Linked DNA regions of Homo sapiens: all the other regions are linked to region 1. A link is a loop called in an ENCODE intact Hi-C map of the cell type or tissue named here. Cell type or tissue: heart right ventricle. All regions are shown on one strand.

Evidence for each region. Peaks named below come from ENCODE experiments on the same cell type or tissue, not always from the same donor. Only the 100,000 strongest peaks of a DNase experiment are listed, where the experiment ranks them.
Region 2: it touches region 1 in a loop (4-fold over the local background); 17 of 110 quality-filtered maps call a loop at or near these places.
Region 3: it touches region 1 in a loop (2.7-fold over the local background); 5 of 110 quality-filtered maps call a loop at or near these places.

The regions. Positions count from the first base shown.
Region 1 is chr11:19,574,511-19,582,510 of GRCh38, forward strand. MIR4486 (microRNA 4486) reads left to right here and starts at 800; the gene lies at 800-862. It also overlaps a transcript of NAV2 not described here. In heart right ventricle, no CTCF peak of the experiment used is centred here; DNase peaks (open chromatin) are centred at 2,946, 3,691 and 3,891; H3K4me3 peaks cover 522 bases; H3K27ac peaks cover 4,250 bases.
Region 2 is chr11:19,680,509-19,688,508 of GRCh38, forward strand. It overlaps a transcript of NAV2 not described here. Among named protein-coding and RNA genes, the nearest start is that of NAV2, 28 kb to the right of the region's middle. In heart right ventricle, no CTCF peak of the experiment used is centred here; a DNase peak (open chromatin) is centred at 3,113; H3K27ac peaks cover 3,819 bases.
Region 3 is chr11:19,624,901-19,632,900 of GRCh38, forward strand. It overlaps a transcript of NAV2 not described here. Among named protein-coding and RNA genes, the nearest start is that of MIR4486, 54 kb to the left of the region's middle. In heart right ventricle, no CTCF peak of the experiment used is centred here; a DNase peak (open chromatin) is centred at 3,331; H3K27ac peaks cover 1,077 bases.

The DNA of each region.
Region 1 (8,000 bases):
GTAATGAGCCATCTTCCCAGGGCAGTGGGGCTAAGTGCTTTGGTGGACATTTTGGAGCCATTGTATTAGAAACCCCCTCTTTTTCCTTCTTTACTTCCTTCCTTCCATCCCGTTTATTTTTGTTGATCACCTATTAAGTGCCAAACATAGTGAATACAGCTGTGAGCAAGACAAGGTTCCTGCTACCGTGGAGCATAGGTCCAGTTAGAATTAGGTAGAGAGAAAGGAAATGAACAACCATGCAAGAAAATAAACTCTTTGAAAAGTAGAAAATAGAATGGTGGAACAGAAAGTGATGAGTGTGGGGAGAATAGCAAAGCCACCTTAGATGGGGAGTCAGGGAAGACATCACAAAGGAAACAACATTTGAAGCAGGACTTGAAAGATCAGAACAGGCCAACCATACTCAATTGGGCGAAGGGGTTTCCTGCCGAGGAAATAGCACAGGTGAAGGCCCTGAGGAGGGATGGAGTTTAGCTGGTGCCCCTATACTTCCTAATGGGAAGTGCCCAGTAAAGACACAGCTTTGCACTTCCAGCCCAGGCAAAGCAATCAGCCTGCATCTTCAAGGGTTGGCTGCACTTAAGATCCGGGGTGCTGCCAGGATGTTCTTTTTGCAGTTAATTTGCTGCAACTGGCAGAGGTTAATCATGTCCACATTCCTCAAGGCCCCTGCCAAAGCTGGCCCTTCTCACAGATGCTGGTTTAAATTAGAGGGGTTCTTAGCAGCAGACTAGATTTAGCAGTGATTAACCCCAAACTGGTCCTATTGCCTTGCCCTCCTGATGGGCAGGTGGAAGCATGCTGGGCGAGGCTGGCATCTAGCACAGGCGGTAGATGCTTGCTCTTGCCATTGCAATGAGAAAGGAGCCCATCAGCTCTCCTTCTAAGCCTGGGCTCCTACAGCAGCCAGAATGCCAGTCAGACCCATCCACGGTGCTCCACGCCTGGCCCTAGCCTTGCTCTTGCCTCTTCCTTGCTGTGCACATTCCTGCTCCACTCCACACCTTTGCCTGCCTTGTCTCTGTACCCGCAGGAGAAGCTCTACTCATTTTTCCAGACTGTGCTCAGATTCTACCCCCCTATGCAAGTACCTCCTCAGACACCCCTGGGGAAATTCACCTTTTCTTCCCCATTCTTCTAGTTTCTCTTTGCACATAAGCCCTTTAAGGCATTGGTCATCATCTATATTGTGTTGGGGAGACTGAGTTCCAACTAAAGTGGGAGCTCCCGATGGCCAGGGATCCATGTCGTTCATCTCTGCAGCTACAGGACCTAGCATGAGCTTTGGCATCTCATTCATTCAGCAAATGTGTATTGAAGGTCACTGTACCAGGCACTATGAGAGGTAAGGGAATCACAGCTGTGGACAAGGTGTGTTCCCTAGTTTTAAGTTGTAGCCCATTGTAACACAGAGGGCTGAGCAGATTACGGTGTGGACTCTAATAGATGCCCAGTTGAGCCTGGGTGGTTCAGGATGGCTTTTTTAAGTCATACAGAGTGAGGAATCTGAGGCTCAAAGGAGTGAAATAACTGGCCCAAGATCTCACATCTAGTGTATGGCAGAAAAAGTGCTCAAATCCAGGCCTAAGTGCCCTTTGCACACAGCCATTTGTGGAATGGGTCCTCCTCTGTCTACACTCTCCATTCCAAGCTAGCATACTCCTTTCTGATCCTCAGCCACAAAATAAACAGGTAAGGGATCAGACCCACTTGGCCAGAGACTGGGCAGCCTTGCCGCATTCTGATGCAAAAACCTGTTTTCAAGCTACTTCAAACTTTTGATGGTTCTTGAAGTCATAGAGAGGCTTTCAGCTGAATCCAAGGCAAGCGAACAGATTTCCCATCTGCAGGGTATTTTGAAACCACTCGCTTCTTACTCATGTTTCATTTGTTTGTTTTTCTATTACAAAAATAATGCATACTAATTGTAGAGAATTTGGGGAGAAATACAAATCACCCATAATTCCACCACCCAGAAATAACCATTGTTACTATTTTGGTATATTGAGATAGTTATTTGGGGATATTACTTAGAAATTGCTATAATATATAATTGCTGTTTATTAATTTATGCAAATACATGAATATGATTAACTTGTATATATTTAGCTTGTTGTAAAACTTACACATTCCGGTGCCTGGAAATTTCAAAGATCTGCTGCTCCCAAAGAGAGCTCTTAAACCTAATTCTGTATGGTCCTTTTCACGTGAATAACATATATCTGTTTCCCTCCCTGTCTTCTCTACCAGTCTGTGGGCTTCAGAAGGGAACCCTGAGCCTTTCTCATCATTCCCTCTTCAGTACACAGTGCATAGCAGACACACAGCATTGGATGGAATGGATGTGTCTGTGGCCTGGGAAGGTGTCCTGGGGTCCTTCCATCTGGCTGTCTTAGGCTGAGTGGTGCTGGTTATATATTTCTAAGGACAGCTCCCCCTTCTCTACTCTAATTCCTTGTTCACTAAGGAATTAAAGTATCTTACAGCAGGAATTTGTCTTTTACTTCAAGGAATCCCTGGGTTCCAGGAAGTGCCTTGCACAATGAAAGCCCTCAATCCATGTTTGTAAAAGCCTGAATGACCGGAATAATGCCACTGTTTGGTAAATAGTGTGCATGGATTATCACCACAGCCCTATGACGTGGGTCTAAGCATATCTTTATTTATCACATGAGGAAACTGAGGCTCAGAGAAGTTAAGCAGCTTGTCCAACGTCCGTGTGTTGCTAACTGGCGAAAGCCAAATGTGTGGTCAGCCTCCATCAGCGTTCTATTTGCTTCCTTCATGGGGCTGCTTTTCAGATACCTGTCCTCAGATACCCACCTGGCGAAGGAACCTGTTGGCTCGTGCCCCTTCACTTTTCTAAGGCTGGGTGAAATACCACAAGGGTAGGGCCGCTGACAGGGAAGATCTGCCACGAGGGCGCAGCCATCTGTGTGAGCCACCTGGCCTCTGGGCCCTGACCCCGGCTCCTCCTGGGCCCCCTAGATGCTCAGTGTAGCCACTTCTCCCTCTGTGTCCTTCACCACCTATCTTTTTCACAGCTCTGTTTCCCCTCTTGTCAGCAGATCTCTCAACAAAATGTTTTCCATCACTGCTGCCTATTTTTAGCCCTTTTATCACAGTTATTTCCTTTGGTAAATAGCTTCCTGGCATGGGGTGAGCAGCCTAACTCGGGAGCCAGCAAGCACTGTGTGGATGGGGGTGTGGGTTGGGTGGGCATCTGGGGTGAGAGGGAAGAATTGAGGAGCCATGGACCAGGCCCCACTATTGGGGGCTGCTTTCTGTTCCAATGGTGGCAGCAGCAGCAGGAGCAAGATGCTCATTCATTCCATTTCAATTTGTTAAAACCATTCTTTGAGAAGGCAGCATGTGCACAGGCCTCGGAAGCAGACAATCAGCGACAGGCGCCCAAAATAGACTCAAAATCAGCAGCATTTTGTTTTGCTCAAGGCTTTTCATGCCTGCAAGGGGAGGAAAGAAAGGATCCAGAGCATTTTCTGCTTCCAAACACACATCTATTTTACAATAAGACAAATGACTCGTATTCCTCCTATTAAATCCAGCAGCGTCCCCTCCCCACCACCCCTTCTCTGAAGCCCTCGCCAGCATTTCCTTTTGTGGCTGTAAGAGAAGCAAATAGCAGTTCATGCATCTCCAGTGCAGAGTGCCTCTGCCTCCTCCGGCTCTGCCTGCGAGCTGGGCTTTTACAAGCTGAGATTTTCATAAATTAACGCTGCGCGTGCTGCTGTAGCTGCTGTAATGGCTTTCCAGAAGGTGCTGTGAGCCAGGCCCTGCTGGAGAGAAATGAGCCAGTGATTTGCTAGTAGAAGGCTCTTGGCCACAGTCAGAGGTTAAGCCAGGCAGTTGCAGATGTCCTGGGCTGCTCTCTGAGTGCAGCCTGATGTCATTGAGCCTCTAGAAGGGACATCGACTTGGGAGATTCACTGGTGACCAAGGAGGCCACACATGCAGGGGGTGAGTCCCAGTGGGAGAATGGGATGCCTGGACTCCAGTTCTGGCCCTGCTCTGTGGTGACATTGTGACATTGTCCAGCCACCATGCCCTGGAGGTCAGTTCCTCCTAGTATACACTCTGAGTACACTAATACCTCCCATTTGTAGTACTTACAAAATGGGAATTTAACACTTATTTGTGCAATATGTTGACCATCTAGGTCAGGGGTCTGCATATTTTGGCTTGTGTGCCAAATCTGGCCATAGCATTGATTATACATTATCTATGGTTGTTTTTTGCACTACAGGGCAGGGTTGAGCAGTTGTCATGCAGAGCGGATGACCCTAAAGCCTAAAATATCTACCCTCTGGCTCTCGACAGGAAAGGTTTGCTACCTTTGGTCTAAGTGGTGAGTCCCAGGAGAGCAGAAACCCCTCTGAGAGGTTTAGGGACATGTTCACACACCCAAGATTACTCAGCTAGTAAGTGGCCTAGATGTAAATGTGTGTGTGTGTAAGTTTCAACATCCAGGACTATCAGGGAAGTGATCAGTGCAATGTGTACAAGTAGAGCCAGAATTTGACAAAAAAAGAAATCTCTCCCAAGAATAAAAGCCATATGATGTGTACGTAGGTGGGTAAGCTCAGTGCCTGACTTAATGTTTCTGAGCAAGGAGTCTATTCAGGCAGACTGTCCACCACTTCTGAGCCGTGTGGCCTTGGGAAAGTTTTTAACCTCTCTAAGCCTCAGCTGTCTCAATTGTCAAATGGATATAATAAGACTTATTTTGCAGGACTATTATGAGAATTCAGCATGATAATTTAAGTAAATGCTTAACATGGTTCCTGGCAAATATTAAGGATTCTCTCCCAGGCCTGGTTCCCTTCATTGGTTCCCACTGCTAGTGACAAGCCCTTCCTTGGTCTTCGTCTATCTGCCCTTCATAACACAGCTCAAGCAGCTGGACAGAGACGGAGAAAGGGCCCTGACAGTCATGGGTGGCAGCTGATTATAGAGGTTGAAGTGTTTTAGAATCACTAGACCTAAGTTCAAATCTTGACCCTACTACTCACTGAATCAGATCATCTTGAATATGTTGATTTACCTTTCCAAGCCTTGCTTTCCTCCTCTGGAAGATAGGAAGGAAATAGACACTTCGTTGTAAGGCAATAAGAAAGAGTAAATGCAATGATATGTGTTAGGTATTTAGAGCAGAACCTGGAATTCAGTAAGTGTACATAGTAAGCACCCAATAAATGTTAGTTGTTATTCCCCTCCTACATGACCTGGTCTAGGTAGATTCTAGCTTTTCTGGAATTCTCATGGGAATGATTGGCTTTGAGCATCTCTAGGCCCCTCTTGGACACCACCTTGGAGACAAGAGGCTCTGAGAAGGCCTCTGTCCTGTCTCACTTAAGTGGAAAGTACTATAAAACCCAGAGGCCCAGCACGTTAAACCAGCCCAGCTATGATCCTGGCATGGGGACCAAACAGTCTTTGAAAATATGTGTTTTCCTAGATAAAACCTCCAATTGGACAATTGTATCTTTTGGCCTTATGCAGACTTTATGACTTTGAAAGCTGTTAAACGGAAAGCTCTATGAATGGGATATATTTATTTCTGTGGCACTCTGACTGGTGCTGTTGACCCAACCGGGGGGTGGGGCTTCCAGGGCTCGCTAATTTCTCTTTGCCAGGTGGCTGTTACTGTGCCTGTACCCTCGGAGAGCCACAGCCAGTTGTCACCGAAACCCAGATGAAGGGCTTCTGGCTGCCTAAAAGATTGTCCTGTAGCCAGATTGATTTCCCAGGAAAAGAACATGGTGCTTGGGAATTTCTCTGGGAAGTATCACATTTTTCTTTCTTTTTTTTTTAATTTATGAAGAAGACATTTATATTTTACAGTTATGGGGGCTGAGAAGTCCAAGATCAAGGGGCCCCATTTGGACTCTATGAAAAGTCCAAAGGTAGCTCAAGGCATTACATGGGGAGGGCCTGAGTGTGCTTGCTCAGGTCTCTCTTCCTCTTCTTGCAAAGCACCAGTCCCACTCCCATGATAACCCATTAATCCATGAATCTCTCAATACTGCCACATTGGGGGTTAAATTTCAACATGAGTTTTGCAGGGAATGAATATTCAAACCATAGCAGCTACCATTTATTGAGTGTTTATTGTGTACCAGGCACTATCTTAGGCAATTTGATTTATTTTCTTGTCAGTCAGCATTTCAGCTGTTTCCACTTTTTTGCTATTATGGGGAGTACCGCATAGACCTTCTTGAACATTGTCTTCATGGGCATGTGAACAAGATTTTCTCTTGGGAACACACTTAGGAGTAAAACTGCTGAGTAGAAGGTATGTGAATGTTCAACTTTACCAGCAATGCAAAATTATTTTTCAAAGTGACTGTAATAATTTATCCTCCCACAAGAATGTGTAAGCCTACTTATAGGATACTCATCCTATCCTACATTTGGTTCTTATTTTTCCTAAGCTGATGAATACAAAATAGCATTTTGGCTGGATGTGTATTTCTCTGATTACTAACAAGGTGGATAATCTCTTCTTATATTAATTGGCCACATGTGTCTCCTTTTCTGTGAGATGTCTGTTCATGTCTTTTACCCAGTTTCCCATTGAATTGTTTGCTTTATCTTGTCGATTTGTAGGAGTTCCTTATATTTTGTATACTAATCTGTAGGTTGTTATATAATTGCAAGTATCTTCTTCCTGCATGTGACTTGGTTTTTTTACTTTCTTTAAAGTATTCTTAGCATAAGTTCTTGGTTTTAATGGCGTTGACTTATCAATCTCCTCTTTAACGATTAGCACTCTTTGTATCTTGTTTAACAAATTTCTCTGAATCTCCTTTAATTTCTTTTGAAAGTTTAAATTTAAGGTTTTTTTTATTATTATACTTTAAGTTTTAGGGTACATGAGCACAACGTGCAGGTTTGTTACATATGTATACATGTGCCATGTTGGTGTGCTGCACCCGTTAACTCGTCATTTAACATTAGGTACATCTAATGCTATCCCTCCCCTCTCCCCCACCCCACAACAGGCCCCAGTGTGTGATGTTCCCCTTCCTGTGTCCATGTGTCTCATTGTTCAATTCCCACCTATGAGTGAGAACATGCGGTATTTGGTTTTTTGTCCTTGTGATAGTTTGCTGAGAATGATGGTTTCCAGCTTCATCCATGTCCCTACAAAGGACATGAACTCATCCTTTTTTATGGCTGCATAGTATTCCATGGTGTATATGTGCCACATTTTCTTAATCCAGTCTATCATCGTTGGACATTTGGGTTGGTTCCAAGTCTTTGCTATTGTGAATAGTGCTGCAATAAACATGGTGTGCATGTGTCTTTATAGCAGCATGTTTTATAATCCTTTGGGTATATACCCAGTAATGGGATGGCTGGGTCAAATGGTATTTCTAGTTCTAGATCCATGAGGAATTGCCACACTGACTTCCACAATGGTTGAACTAGTTTACAGTCCCACCAACAGTGTAAAATTGTTCCTATTTCTCCACATCCTCTCCAGCTCCTGTTGTTTCCTGACTTTTTAATGATTGCCATTCTAACTGGTATGAGATGGTATCTCATTGTGGTTTTGATTTGCATTTCTCTGATGGCCAGTTATGATGAGCATTTTTTCATGTGTTTTTTGGCTGCATAAATGTCTTCTTTTGAGAAGTGTCTGTTCATATCCTTCGCCCACTTGTTGATGGGGTTGTTTGTTTTTTTCTTGTAAATCTGTTGGAGTTCATTGTAGATTCTGGATATTAGCCCTTGGTCAGATGAGTAGATCGCAACAATTTTCTCCCATTCTGTAGGTTGCCTGTTCACTCTGATGGTAGTTTCTTTTGCTGTGCAGAAGCTCTTTAGTTTAATTAGATCCCATTTGTCAATTTTGTCTTTTGTTGCCATTGCTTTTGGTGTTTTAGACATGAAGTCCTTGCCCATGCTTATGTCCTGAATGGTATTGCCTAGGTTTTCTTCTAGGGTTTTTATGGTTTTAGGCCTAACATTTA
Region 2 (8,000 bases), 110 kb after region 1:
CCCTCACCCGCACACACAGGAGGGATGCGGAACCCCATTCTGCTTAGGGAAGCAAGGAGGCTGTGGCTATGGAGCCAGACAGACCTGCATTTGAATCCTGCCTCTACCCCTACCTGCTGTGCCCCTTTGGGAAAATCACTTCACCTATCTGAACCTTAGTTTCCTTATCTGCAAAATGGGGATAATAATGCCTATATAAGAGGGTTCCTGTGAGAATGAGAGCTAAAATTTATAAAGGAACTGGCATATGGCAAGCATTCCAGAAGTGGTAATTATTATAAAACACGGCTCTTCTGCTCAGGAATGAGCTCACGTGAGAGAACGGTAGGGGTCTCATGCCTTCTTTGCACCTGTCATTTCAGTAAAGCCAAACAATCAAGGGCTTCCAAAGCCCATGCTTTAGGAATTTATTTCAGACTACTGATGAATCACTTAGTTCTATTATGAATAGCCAACATTTTTGCAGCACTTAGCGGGTGCCAGGCACTGTTCTAAGCATTTTACATTAAGTAATTAATTTAATCATCACAAACCCCTTTGGGGTAGGTATTATCATTATCCCCACTTACAGATAGAGACAGAAACTGAGGTGCAGAATTTAACTAACTTACTAATGAGAGACAGAGCCAGGGGTTGAACTGAAATGATCTAGCTTCTGGGGACAAGGTCATGCCTGGCAGTGAGATTCTCTCAGGGACGTCCCCTGACCTGGCAGTCCTTCTTCATATGTTTTGTCCTAACTGGATCATTATCAAATAATGACAATGTGCCAGGCATTGAAGTATCATCAATTTTCAATTTAATTTCACCGCAGTTATAAAAGATAGATTTGCTTGTCCTTATTTTATATATAGGGAAGTTGAAGTTTTGAATGGTGAGGAAACACCCAAAGTCAGTTAGTGATAGAGTTAGCGTTTGAACCCAGGTCTCTCTGCAATTTGGGGGTAATTGCACCACTCTGTGTGAAATGGCTAGCTGAGTTGAGATCAGGTTTATCTTCTAGAAGCCTATCGATTTAATTATTTGGCATTAATGGCCCACTGGTCTGCCTAAGTCCCTCTAAAGAGGTGACCAGTCTGATGGGATTTAGCAATAGGTTTGCCCCTTGGGATGAGCCCTTGGTCCTCCACACCAATAGCCTGCAGTTCTGGGAGGATCTGGCCAGCCTTTGGCAAGTCTGGGATTGGAGTACAGGAAATCTCTCTATACAGAACATGTATTCAGTGTCCAGAAACTCTCACCAATGCATAGTAAGCATGTCCTCCAGACCAGGTAGCTAGGAAGCCACTGTGGGAATCCACTGAGACCTGTGGACACATCTGAATGGAATTCCTGTGGGATGTACGTGTCAGGTGTCTGGCAGCCTCAGGAGGCTGCGTGGTGGTTTCATATAGAAATTAGGACACCTCCACCTGAGAAAATACATCTAGCAGGGAATAGATAGATGTCCACAATATCAAGATAGCTTGTGTTAGTCACATGATCTGATCAAGCAGCTGAGAGAGAGCAAGCCACAGAGTGGACTTCACTCTGCAGGGTTCCAGGGCTGCCCACTACCACCAGAGCATCAGGCACAGCACCTGGACTCACTCCCCTAGACAGCACCTTACCCACATACAACATACTCACCCCATGGTACACCCTACACATTGCTCTGTTGACTTATGTAGATTGAGGAGTGGGAATCTGGAGAGGGAGGAAAGAAAGAAAGAAAGAAGGGGCTGGTGATAATACCATGCTAATAATAATTGCTTCCACATGCTTGGTATGTGCTAAGAACTGTGCTAAACTTTTTACACACATGCCTTATCTCATAATCCAATTGTTATCCTACTTAACAGATGAGGACACTGAGCCTTAGAGAAGTTCGTAAACTGCCCAGAAAGGAAATGTGTACTGTGGAAATGAGCACTGCGGTCAATGTGCCAAGCACATTGTGAAGTGCTTTATATACATAGCCCCATTAACCTCTGCGAGGACCTGGGAGGCTGGTATTGTGTCAGTCCATTTGTGTCGCTATAAAGAAATACCTGAGGCTGGGTAATTCATAAAGAAAAGAGGTTTAATTGGCTCATGATTCTGAAGGCTATACAAGCATGGCACCAGCATCTGCTTTTGGCGAGGGCCTCAGGAAGCTTACAATGATAGCAGAAGGGATGGGGGGCTACATATTACATGTGAGAGAGGGAGCATGACAGAGAGGGCAGAGATGCCACACACTCTTTTAAATAAGCAGATCTTGCATGAACTGAGTGAGAACACACTATCAGGAGTATGACGCTAAGCCGTTCATGAGGGATCTGCCCCCATGACCAAACACCTCCCACCAGGCCCCATCTCCAACACTCATTCCAATATGAGATTTGGAGAGGACAAACATCCAAAACATATCATATTCATTTTGCCCATTTTTCAGATGAAAACAGTGAGGTTCAGAGAAGTGAAGCATTTTCCAAGGTTGCAGAACTAGGATGAGGGAGGACTAGATTCAAACCTTTGTTAATCTGTGGATTGTCAACTGTGCCACCCTGGTTCTGGCTAGAAGTTAGAAGATCTGGGTTTCAGTGACTGCTTTGGTTCATATAGATAAAATGGGGGTATTTGTATTAAATGATCCTTAAATTTCCTTGTAGTGCTAATATTTTGTGTTTCTCTGAGGAAGGAAGAGTAGCCGGGAGTTTGGGAAGTCATCAGTGGCCTTCTTCTGGGACACATGTAAGCCTGTTTGAATGGGGAGGGCCAAGGAGAGAGAGTAGTTTTTCATTTCCTCTAAACGGAATGTCAGGGGTTGCGGGGTGTAACAGAAAGCCTCATGGCAGCAGCTTAGGAAGGCGGGGTCAGTGATGTGTTTTCTTAAAAGAGAAAAGGTTGAGTTGGGTCACCTTCTTTTTTAGCTGCTTGTGTCCTAGCAAGGACTGAATTTTTATGGGTCATAATTTGGTACAGATAAAAACATATTGTACTGAGCTCAGCCAAATCCCCTATGCTGGCATTACTGGTAGAGTTCTCAGCCAGCTGACTGGGCCCATCCAAGAGGCCTGTGGGGAGAAGAGTCAGGCAAGGCCTGGATGTTCTCTTGGAGCACCTTGGCAAGGATTTGGATAGCACTGTGGTCCCCACTGCCTGCCTCAGTAGAGCAGAGCTGTGCAGGGCATCCAGAAAGGCTGGGCTTCCAGTCGGGTCTGTGTGAGTTGGCTCTGCCCCTTTCTGGCTGAGTGACCAGGACATGAGCAAGTCATTCAGCCCCTGGGGTTGCAAACTTTACTCCACAAACCAGCACAAGGACAAGGCCACATTTCACCAACGCCCAGAGGAGGGAGAAAACTCAGGATATTAAATTGTATCTTCAACAATATAATTTTATTAAGTTTTAAAAAATGACCTTTATTCTGATTAAATTGTCTGCCACAATTGTTTGCATTAAAATATCTTTTCTTTTGCCAAAATGGGACGATAAGTTTAGATGTAGCATTTTTTAATTTTTAAAATTTCCTTACTAAGATAATTGAGGTGAACAATCCATGTACACTCCCCCAATTGTTTTAACTTGATTGCGAAATCCAAAAACTGGAAATCACTGATAGAGCTTCTCTGAAAATTAGTTTCTTCATCTGTGAAGTGGGGATAATTAGCTCCATTTTCTTCAAAGGGTATTGTGTTGGAAAAAATGAGGTAATATATAAAATGTCTGTTCCTGAACTCAATTTAAATAGAATTATACTTCCTTTTCATGCCAACTGTTATATCCTAGGTCTACATGCTGGACTTCAGCCCTTGTCACAATGTCCTCCCATCATTTCTGGGAGCTTTCCCAGGGTATTGACTCATGTGTCAATGCCCAGCAGGAGGTATCTGCCCTGCTGGCACAGTTGTCACCACTGGGGGCTGTCTCTGAGACCCCAGTGATGAAGGTGAAGCTCTTGATTTGATCTAAAGGTCATTCTTGGTGGCCCACAACTCTCAGAAGAGGGGCAGCTGCTCAGATATACCCCTTAGTCTGGAGCACCCAAGCACTACCTAAATGCTGATTATCACCAAACTTGGTGCTTTTTGAGCTGCTACTGCCTCCACCATGGTAAATAGTGGAGGCCAAGCTCCTCTCCAAGGGCACGGCCAAGGGCACTCACCCACTTCCAGATCACTCAAGGCCCCCCCACACTGCAAGCCCAGTGCCAACCCCACAGACACCAGAGTGAGGAATATATTTCTCCCTCATCCAGTCCTGAGTCTCATCATATTTCCAGCCCTTCCGGGATGATTGACTATGGGAATACCCATTCTCTTCAAGGGTAGAGTTCTTCTCACCCATCCTTCAAGAGTGCTCACATCCCTATGGGCTCAAGAGCCCTTGGTTGGCACATTGCCCAAAGTTGGGTCATTATAACCCATGGCCTCTCAGTACAGTGCCTGGCACATTGTAGGTGCTCAGTGAGTGCTGATTTCCCATCCAAGTCCCTCACTCCATAAAAGCACATGGTCAGGCAGGGCTAGGACCTGGAAATCCTTCCCTCATTCTAGCTGTAGTTAATATGGGTTTGGGGCAGGATGAGAGCAAGACCCAAATGCTGACATCAGTCCTGACCCTCAGAGGAGGCCCTACCATGATCCCACCCTGGGCCAGCCTCCAGCGAATCCCAGACCTTCCCTCAGAAGGCCCCACAGACTGCTTAGCTAGGCATGTTTGGGTGGTTTGTCCTGCCCTCTCAGTTCAGAAGCTCTGCCATCTGCTTTTAAATCACCTTAATTTCCAGCCAAATGGGAGTTTTCCTCTCATTTCAAAATGCCCATGATATCATCCATCAGTGGGGAGCAGTTGAAGAAGAAGCCTCGAAGACTTCCAGACCCCAGCAGTAGGGGTGGGGAAAGCAGGTTTCAAGCAGCCCTTACTAGAATCAGGCCCTGTGACCACACCCCCTTCCCAATATCTACTTGAGCAGGCCTGCAGGTATGGCCGGGCTGAGGAGTCAAGCTCTGCGGGCTCCAAGATAATGTTAAGGAAGAGGAGGAAGGGTAACAGATCCAGGGTTCCCATGCACTTAAATTCCTTCATTCTGCAAAGATGAATTTAGTGCTCATTAAGAGTATCAGTTTATTTGGGGTTGAAAGATTTTCACACAAACTAGTGAAACAGCCGTATGATGATTGCAAGTGCAACAGGAATTGCAGCTGAAGACTTGGAAACTGGATCTAGCTCTGACTCTTTTTAAGTTGATGAGTGATATTGGGTAAACCTCCCTCCCTCTCTAATCTTCCATTTATCTTTCTGATAAATGAAGGTGCACCAGTCTCAGAGGGCCCCTGTTGCTCTGGTCCTGGGAATGGTGTGAGGTTTCAGGAGCCTCCCACGCTCTGCACCAAGAGGTGCTTTTGGACTTAGACTGACTCTCAGGGCTCAGGTATTTTCTAAAAGGCAAATCTCATCATGTGACTTTCCAACTTAAAACTCTCCAGAGGCTTCTCACATCTCATAAAGTCCAGAATTCTCAGCATGCTCAGGAGATCTTGCATGCTCACACTCACCTCTTCTCACACTGCTCCCCCAGCTCCCTAGTACAAGCCTATTCTCCAGGTCCCCATGTTCATGTCCTAACCCACCCCAGGGCCTCCTCCTTGGCTCCTCTCTGCCCCCTTCACTTCATTTAGGTGGCTCCTACTCAGCCTTCTAGTCCCTATGGTGACATCGCTGCCTCCACGACCATGTCACTTGCTTCATACCACAGATAGTTGGGTCCCCTGTGATATGTTCCCTTGCTTTTCCTTTGAGTAACCTGTCTCTCAGAATCAACCTTCTCCATCCCTCCCCCTCCCAGACTGGGAGCTCCAGGAAGGTGGGATCCTTCTTATTTCCCAGTTGTCCCCAACACTGGGCCTGACCACAAAGCAGGTACTCTGTGTTTACTAAACAAGAGTCTCATGTTTCCCTCAATCCGCCCATTGTGTGGTCTCAGGGTGGCTCACAGGGAGGTACTCCAGGTCATAGGGGTTGCCTGTTCATTTCTCCTCAACCTGGGGATTCACCTTATCAGATGAATGACACTGCATTCATCACAGTCTCCTCTCACTTAAAGGGGTTGTGAGCAAAATAAGTTCACATTGTCTGGTGCTTGGATGAATAAAGCATGGCTGCATGGGCCTGCCCAGGTGGGGAGGACCCCCAGTGTGGGAAAAAGCAGCATGTTATCATGGAGAGAGCTCCACAGTCCTAGACTCGAGGAGGCCCGGATTATCACTGTTATATCCTGGCTCTGACCTTCAATAAGATACTCCCTTCTCTATCTGGGTCTTAGTTTCCTCACATAAAGTATGGGGGTTGGACTCAATTATAACATTTAGTCTTTAATGGATACTTCTTAGTTTTTGCCAGGCCCAGGGCTAAACCCTTCATATGCAGTACAGGTAATTCCCACAGTAACCATATGAGGCGGGCACTATTATTAGCCCCATTTTACAGATGAGGAAACTGCAGATTAGAAAGTTTATATAACTTTCCCAAGGTCACATGACTAGAAAGTGGCAGAGGTAGGGTTTCAACACATTGAGCTCTTAACCACTTTGCCTCCCCTCCGAGGACCTGCTGACTCTGTTATTCTAGGAACATGAAACTGCCCAGAGGCTCAGAAGGTCAGTATGAGATCTAAAATTATTATGTTCTCAATACAGCATTCTCCCTGGAACAGGGAGACAGCGCAGGCTGTCAGCCCAGCATCTCCGAAACACTGGTAGCCCTGGGAGCCATACAGCAGCTCTTGGCTGCATTGACACTTGAGAGCCAGAAAAGAGCTAGAAATATTTCTTATCCAGATAGTCAATCTCCAGGTTACAGCCTTCCCTCTCAGCCATAACCTGGTTCTGTGCTTGTTTTTACATTTAAATTTTCATTGAAATATTACATGCATTCAGAAAAAAGCAAATATTATACATGAATTATCTCAAAGTGAACACACCTGTGTAACCACCATCCAGGTCAAGACATAGAACATTACCAGCATCCTATTAGGTCCCCTCCTAATCATTATCTCCCAGGTCCTGTGTGTTTTTATCTGAGAATATTCCCTGGAGCTATGGAGAAAGGCTGGAATAAGAAGTTAATTTTCAAATTATCCTTTCATCTCCAGGGAAATTGTAAGTCTGCAGGAGGGATGTGGAGGAGGGGAGGAATGAACACAAGATGTACTAAACCCTCAGATATGGCAAATGGCTGCAGGTTCCAGAGAAAAGGGATGTGTGTACATGTGTGTGTGCACATCTGTGTACATGTGCATGTGTGTATGCATGCGTGTGTGTGTGTGTGTGTGAACTTTGTTGGCAGGAGGGAGGCCAGAGTGACTGGCAAGTGTGGGATCACAGAAAATGAGTGCCTCAACCTCTTGAGTTAGGACAGGTCTCATTGAGAAAGAAGGTCATGCTTAGGGAAGTGTAGGAGATTCATCTAGAGAGCCCCTGTGCCCTAGCGCTGACTCTCATCCTCCATCCAGGTGAAGTTGCTACAGACTCTAGCACTGCAATCATGCCTGCTAGGGGATCTGTCTTCTGGTTTCTTCAGAGATCATAGAATGGGATGAAAGAGGGGAGGCAACCCAAAACACACCCCCAATTTGGGGAAGGTCTACCTAGAGTTGGCTCATTATCAAGCTGAAGTATTCTTACATGAGAAGCAAAGAATCCCAATTACAGCCTTGAATTGCATGATTATGAAGCCCCTGAAAACTCTTGGAGGGTTTTATTGGCCTTATATTTGTTGTACATAAAGGAACAGAAGACTCTGTAAAGGAGAAAGTGTAATGCTTAGGCAAGCTCAGAGTCTGAGCTAAACCTTGACCTGTGTAATCTTATCCATTCCAACAAATGCCTTGGGCACCATGAATGTTCATCCCCTAACCCCACTGAGTGAGAAGCTGTGATTCTCAGACTATGCCGTGGTAACAGAGGTACACAAACCATAGGGAAAACCTGCAGCAAGCATCTTTCCGGGCATCAAGTTTACTTTACATTTTAAGAAA
Region 3 (8,000 bases), 50 kb after region 1:
TCTTTCAAAATATTTTAACATTTATTTAAAAATTTTAATTGACAAATAATAATTGTACATACTCATGAAGTACATAGTGATGTTTTGATACATATAATGTATAGTGATCACATTGGGCTAATTAGCATATTCATCATCTCAAACATTTATCATTTCCTTGTGTTGGGAATGTTTAAGATCCTCCTCCTAGCTAACCGAAACTATATAATACATTATTGTTAACTATAGCCATCCCACAGTGGTATAGAACACTAGACTTTATTTTTCTTATTTAGCTGTGATTTTGTATTCTTCAACAAATCTCTCCCTATCTTTCCCTTCCTCCAACCCTTCTTAGTCTCTAGTATCCTCTGTTCTAATTTTTACTTCAATGAGAACAACTTTTTTTAGTTTCTACATATTAGTGAGAAAATGCAGTGTTTAGCTTGTTTCACTTGACATACTGTCCTCCAGTTCCATCCATGTTGCTATGAATGACAGAATTTCATTTCTTTTTTATGGCTGAATAGTATTCCATGTTGTATATATACCACATTTTCTTTATTGATTCATCTCCTGTTGAACTAGGTTGATTCCATAACTTAGCTATCATGGACTGTGCTGCAATAAACATGGAGGTGCAGCTATTTATTCAATATACTAATTTCCTTTCTCTTGGTGAAATGCCCAGTAGCAGGATTGCTGAATCATATGGTTGTTCTATTTGTAGTTTTTTGAGGAACTTCCATACTGTTCATAGCAGCTGTACTAGTTTTCGTTCCCACCAAAAATGTATGAGTTCCCTTTTCTCTGTATCTTTGCCAACATTTGTTCTTCTTTTTCTTTTTGATAATGGCCATCCTAACTGGGGTGAGATGACACCCCATTGTGGTTTTGATGTGCATTTCCCTGATTACTAGTGATGTTGAACATTTTTTTTCATATATTTCTTGGCCATTTGTGTATCTTCTTTTGAGAAATGTCTGTCCAGATCATTTGCCTATTTTTTTTCCTGTGGAGATGTTTGAGTTCCTTGTATATTCTGGATATTGACCCCTTGTCAGATGAGTAGTTCGTGACCATTTTCTCCCATTCTATAGGTTATATTTTTACTTTGTTGATTGTTTCCCTTACTGTGCAGAAGCTTTGCTATTTGATATAATCCCATATTTGTTTATTTTTGCTTTGGTTGCCTGTGCTTTTGAGGTCTTATTCATAAAATCTTCTCCAATACCAACATCCTGAAGCATTTCCCTTATATTTTCTTTGAGTAGTTTTATAGTTTTGGGTCTTACGTTTAGGTATTTGGCCATTTTGAGTTGATTTTAGTATAGGATGAGAGATGGAGGTCTGTTTTCATTCTTTTACATATCCAGTTTTCCCAACACCATTTATTGAAGAGGGTGTCCTTTCCTCAGTGAGTGTTCTTGGCATCTTTGTCAAAAATCAGTTGGCTGTAGATATGTGGGTTAATTTCTGGGTTCTCTATTCCGTTCCACTGACCTATATGTCTGTATTTATGCCAATGCCATGTGGTTTTGGTTGCTACAGCTCTGTAGTATATTTTGAAGTTTGATAGTATGATGTCTCCAGCTTTGTTCTTTTTGTTCAGGATTACTTTGGTTATTTGGGGTCTTTTGTGGTTCCACACAAATTTTAGAACTTTTTTTCCCATTTCTGTGAAGAATGTCATTGGTATTTTGATAGGGATTGCATTGAATCTGTAGACTGCTTTGGGTAGTATTGTCATTTTAAGAATATTAATGCTTCTGATCCATGAGTATGGGATGTCTTTCCAGTTGTTTGCATCTTCTTAAATTTCTTTCATCACTGTTTTGTAGTTTTCCATAGAAGTCTTTTACTGCTTCTGTTAACTTTATTCCTAGGTATTTTATTTTACATTTTTAATAACATAGGTTTTAGTGTCAGATCCAAATTCAAATTCTGGTTCCAACTTTTATGAGCTGTGTGTCCCTAGGAAAGTGACTTAAGCTTCTCTGACTCTGTTTTCTTAATTATAAAATGGGAATAACACCAACCTCATAATATAGTTATGGAGATTAGCTGAGACCGTAATTAGAAAGTGCAATATGTACCCAATATGACATGAAAGCACTGGGCATATGATCTGGCACATAGTTTACCCTCAGGTGCTAAAGTGGTGTTTGAAGAAGGTGAGGCAAGCTGAGGTGTGTATAATCAGTTGAAGGTCAAGAGATCCATGTGGGCCGGGTGCGGTGACTCACGCCTGTAATCCTAACACTTTAGGAGGCTGAGGTGGGTGGATCGCCTGAGGTCAGGAGTTCGAGACCAGCCTAGCCAACATGGCGAAACCCCGTCTGTATTAAAAATACAAAAATTAGCAGGGCGTGGTATTGTGTGCCTGTAATCCCAGGTACTCAGGAGGCTGAGGCAGGAGAAATTGCTTGAACCCAGGAGGCAGAGATTGTGGTGAGCCAAGATCACACCACTGCACTCCAGCCTGGACAACAGAGCGAGACTCTGTCTCAAAAAAAAAAAGAGATCCATGTGCCTGTTGGGCTGGACCAAGGGGTCTGTTGGCTTTGGGGTTGTTTAGGCCATGGAAGTGGGAGGTTTTTCATGCATGAAATTCTCTGGTCACAGCCAGAGAAGCTGCAATTTTGACCTCATCAGTCCCAGCAAAGAGGACCAATTTGTGTAAAGTCTAGTGTGCCACAGACCTTTAAGTGAGACCTTTACCAAATTGGGAAAGTTAGTCACAATTGTCATGTAGGTCCTTTGCCACAGTTACAGTCTGCCCAGCTCCAGGGCTTCTTAGGGGACATCTCAGAGCCGAAGGAAGCCTGGTAAGAGAACATGCCCCCTTCTGGACCTCAGTCTCCCATCTATGCACTGACGGTGATGGATGAGATGGGAGGGTTGGGCCCCGCCTGCAAAGTGAGAATATTGGCTCCAGAGACAGGAAACCTAGTTCTAATCCGACATATACCTCTCCCTGGGTGTGCCACCTTGGACAAGTTCCTCAACCTGAGCCTTAGTTTCCTTGTTTTCAAAAAAAAAAAAAAAAGAAGAAGAAGAAGAAGAAGAGATAATGATAATATCTGGCAGCCCATTCCACAAGGAGGCATAAACAAATATATTCATGTGAAATGCTCTGTGTTGGGCTGGCATGTGGCAAACACCCAATAGATGATGGCTACTTTAATCACCACTGGGGAGAATCTCCTGTTGCTGACACTCTTGGAGCCAGTATGTCTCCCTCCCACTCTGGCCCCAGGGTTTGGCTCCCTGGATGCTCCCCATCCGGTCAGGAAGTGCCTCACAGCCTGAGGCAGCAGAGGAGTTGGACTTGTCCGGTGGGAGAGGAGCCAGTGGACATTATGTTCCTTCCCAGGAATGGGAAAGGGAGAATGTTCCTGGGTGAGGAGCAAGGCTCTGGGGCAAGCACACCCAGGAACATCCACTCCCGCTTCCCCACTGCCCAGAGCCAAGCGTAGTGCAGGGCCCTGTGAGGAGGAAGACACCAGAGCAGAGGTGCCGGCCTGCCTCAGGCTCCTGGCAATCAGGGCACACTCGTACAGAGTATATGTTCTCACACATTCACAGATATCCCCACACCCCGTACACACATGGTGAGTGACACAGATATATATTCGAAAGCCTCTCAGAAATGTACTCATGCATCCACGCTCACGTGGCCATGCACTCATCTACATTCAGGTGTACACATGTAACTCACAGATCCTGAAGTCCGGATTCCTACACATACACTCACACATACACAAGGAAACTCACTCATTCCCATACACTTACCCATATTCACAAATACAGTTGCCAACACAATCACACAGGTGTCGACATTCATGAACACATATATAAAAATGCATACCAGAAACATGCACATATAATTATACTCAAAGAACCAGGTACACCAAGGTCCCCTACCCTTCTAGTCTTCTGGAATCATTGATTACCATCATATCCAAATAAAATGGCTCAAGCTCTATCCCAGCTACTCTGAGAGGCGCTCCCTCCCCGGTACTCCCATGGAGTTCACCTGCCAGGTGCATTTGCCACCCTGACCTTGCTGCAAGCACCTGAGACTACAGCCCTATCTCCTATGCCCACCTTTGTTCCAAAATTCTCATTGACACAAGGTTCTTGAAGCTACCCAGCTTTTGCTGAAAATATAAGAGTGGGCAGAAAACAGCCCTATGTTTCTAAAATGTGGTGGCCATTCATTGTCTCCGTGGAGTGCAGCCTCCCGCTCTGCCTCAGTGTCTCCATCCTCATTTCCTCGTCACATCTCTCTCTCCCACCATTTCTGAGCCCTTGCCCCAACCCCACTCACCAGCCTTCACCCATCAAGCCTCTGGAACTCCCAGAGAACAAGACCAAAATATCATTTTAGGCAGAGCCATTCAGTCCTCTCTTGTATTTCTCCTATCCCTTCTGGCTCAGGGACCAAAGGGGCCCATTAGGCTCTTTCCTAGACTAATAATAATAATAAAGCTATGTAAGAAAAACTCTCTGGAAAGGAATTGTGCCTCTCTCCTAAAAGGCAGAAGTGGTTTCAGACAGTATTTGATGTCAGCGACATTTTTCTTACGCACTTGCGCACACACACACACGTACAGACACACACACTCTTTGCCTCTTTCTTTTTTTCTCTCTCTCTCTGACACACACACACACACACACACACACACACACACACAGCCTAGGAGAATTAATTTCCTGTTTCCTACTCTCCTCCCACTCCCCCTCCCATCTTTGGACAGTTGCTGGAAACCAAGAGGCTGGACCCTCAAATAGGTCCTAGACAGGGACAGGGGTAGGGTGGGGAGAACAGATCTTGTTAGGAAAGGAGTCAGGGAAGGACCTGAATGGGCCTCAGTTTTGAAGGGCACCAATGTATTTACTAAATCACACCCTGCACTTTCCCGCCTCTCAACCTCTGCTCTCACAGTGCCTCACCCTGGAATGGCCGCATCAACCCTCCAGCTCTGGCTAAGTCCTCCGTTCCCAAAGTCTTAGCCTCTGTCAGTCCCAAATGACTCTCTCACTATAATAATCCTCATAAGCTGTCATGTGCACCTCTACCAAAATTCTGTACCCTCTGATTTATGAGGCAGCCCCTGGGGCCGCTACATGTTTCCCCAACTCTGTGGTGAACTTCTGGGGAATGCGACCTATGTTCCCCCAACTCTGTGGTGAACTTCTGGGGAATGCGACCTATGTTCCCCCAACTCTGAGTCCCTAGTATACCCAGTATACACAGCCTGGCACAAAGAATGCTCAATAAATTATATATCATTTGCTTCATCTCTCTGTATCTAGAACTCATTAAAATCTGTGTCATCAATATCTCCATCATCAATATCTACCTACATAAAGCCTACCTGGCTTAGCCCCAAATCCTCAACCTGAGCAAGAAGAAGCTGATTTCTGCTCCTGCCTTTACTACTTCTTGGTTTTCTGACACTGAGAAGGTCATTTAGCTTCTCCAGATTTTTGTTTTCTCATGTGCAAGATAAAGGAGTTGAACAAAGACAGTGGTTTTCAAACTGGATTCCGAGGAACCCTAGGGTTCCAAGAAGACATGATGGTGAGAAGAGCAAGGCAAAAGGGAAAGAAGACAATTGTTAATGAGCAGGACCCCCACTTCTACCCAGATTGCTCCTTCTTGCTCTGTTTTGTCTACCATGCTTCCACACAATACTACACTTAATCAAAGGGTTTTGGCAGGGCACAGTGGCTCACATCTCTAATCCCAACGCTTTGGGAGGCCAAGGAAGATGGATCACTTGAGCTCAGGAGTTTAAGACCAGCCTGGGCAACATGGTGAGACAAAAAATATAAAAATTAGCTGGACGTGGTGGTGCATGCCTATAGTCCCAGCTACTTGGGAGGCTGAGGTGAGAGGATTGCTTGAGCCTGGGAGGTCGAGGCTGCAGTGAGCCGAGATTTCACCACTGCACTCCAGCCTAGGTAACAGAGTGAGACCCTGTTTCAAAAAGAAACACACATACACGCACCCCAAAACAAAGGGTCCTGTTGCAAAAAAAAAAAAAAAGGAAAAAAGAAAAAAAAAAGAAAGAGAAGGAAAAAAGAAATTTGGTAAAACACCAGTTTAAAAGCAGTGTTTTGTTTTGTTTTTTTAATATTTTACTATATTTATTACAAAAATGGCCTGAATTGCCCCTTTCATTTTATCCATGGCCCTTTCTTTTTTTTTTTTCTTTTATTTTATTATTACTATACTTTAAGTTTTAGGGTACATGTGCACAATGTGCAGGTTAGTTACATATGTATACATGTGCCACACTGGTGCACTGCACCCACTAACTTGTCATCTAGCATTAGGTATATCTCCCAATGCTATCCCTCCCCCTTTCCCCCACCCCACAACAGTCCCCGGCGTGTGATGTTCCCCCTCCTGTGTCCATGTGTTCTCATTGTTCAATTCCCACCTATGAGTGAGAACATGCGGTGTTTGGTTTTTTGTCCTTGTGATAGTTTGCTGAGAATGAGGGTTTCCAGTTTCATCTGAGGGCCTTTCCAGCTTTTGCCAAAACAAGATTCTCACCTCATAAAATGCCCATGTAAGACAGAAAGCACAACAAGTGTTTTTTTATGGATTTAGGGCTATCTTTCCTTTTGTATCTAGAGTCACTGACTACCTTTCCCCTTCCTACCAAGACTAGTGTGCTCTCATTACCTCCCCTGGCCTCTACTTTCTCATCTAGCTAAAGGGAACTCTCACAGCACTTCACTCTCAGTGTTTTAAGGAGAGACTTGCATTCAAAGCTGATGAAAGCAAACCCCCGGCACTGAGTGTGGCACCTAGAAGGCACCCTCTGAGTGGTGGCTGTGGTGCCCACTAGTGTCCCAGGAGATGGATGCCTCCATGGGCATCATGCCTGGCTTGTGGCTGGAGTTTGCAATCCGAGGGCAAGGATTGCTCAGTGATTAGGAGCCTGTGTGCTGTCAGACATCTAATTAGCCATCGTCTTCCCAGGAGACAGCTCAGTTGTGCAATTTTTATTTCCATATTTTACACATTCTCCATCAGCAAGAGAGACCCACGCCAATCTTTCACCAGCCTCATTGTTTGTTTGCATTCCAGCTGTGCCAACTGCCCACTTCTTACTTTACTCTGGTTCCCACCCGCCAGGGAACATGCCTGTTGGCAGGCAGGGTGGGGGTGTGGGGAATAGCTATTACATGTCGCTTCAAAGGCCCATCTTCAAGACCAGCACACTAGGGACAGCTGTATTGGTTGGATTTCCTGCCTGGCACAGGGATCAGTGAGAGCACACCCCCATTACCATCTATTTATAGGGACGGTTTGGTGCGGTACAAAGAACATTGGGTTTGGCATCAAACAGGATTGGTCTTTTTTCTAGCAATTTAATTTACCTCTCTGAGCCTTGGCTTCCTTATCAGTTAAATCAAGACCTTGAATAATTCACATTATGAGGCTGTTGCAAGGCTGTATGCTTCCATACATATTTATTGGGTTTGTCCAAATGAAATAATGTTCATGTCTGCGCTTTGCAAACTGAAAGTGTTGTCTAGGTGGGAGTTATTCCACAATTGCAGACTGTCTTTGATTATTCAACGAGCTTTTATCAAGTTTAGATTATCCAGACTCATTATTATGAGATTATTAAACTGGCCAACCCTTCCTGCCTGCTGTTGCCTGTTTTGTGGTTTTCATTGTGGTCAGTTCAAAGAGGCTGATTCCTTGGAGCAAACTCAGCAGGGAAAGATGTGTCTCCTGAAGCTATTATTGATGGCAGTTGTTCCTATCTCATCGGAATATGCCTTCGACCTTTCTCCTACTTAGAAAACTACTCAGTGCTCTCCACTGGGCTAGAAACCACGGATGTTATAAAAGAAATATAAGCCTGAGTTCATGACTTCTACATGCTCCATCTAACTAGGAGAGCAAAAATCCACACAGCATTTAGCAAGCAGCTTTTATGTGCAAGGCACTGTACCCACATGCATTTTATCCAAACCCTTTAAGAAGA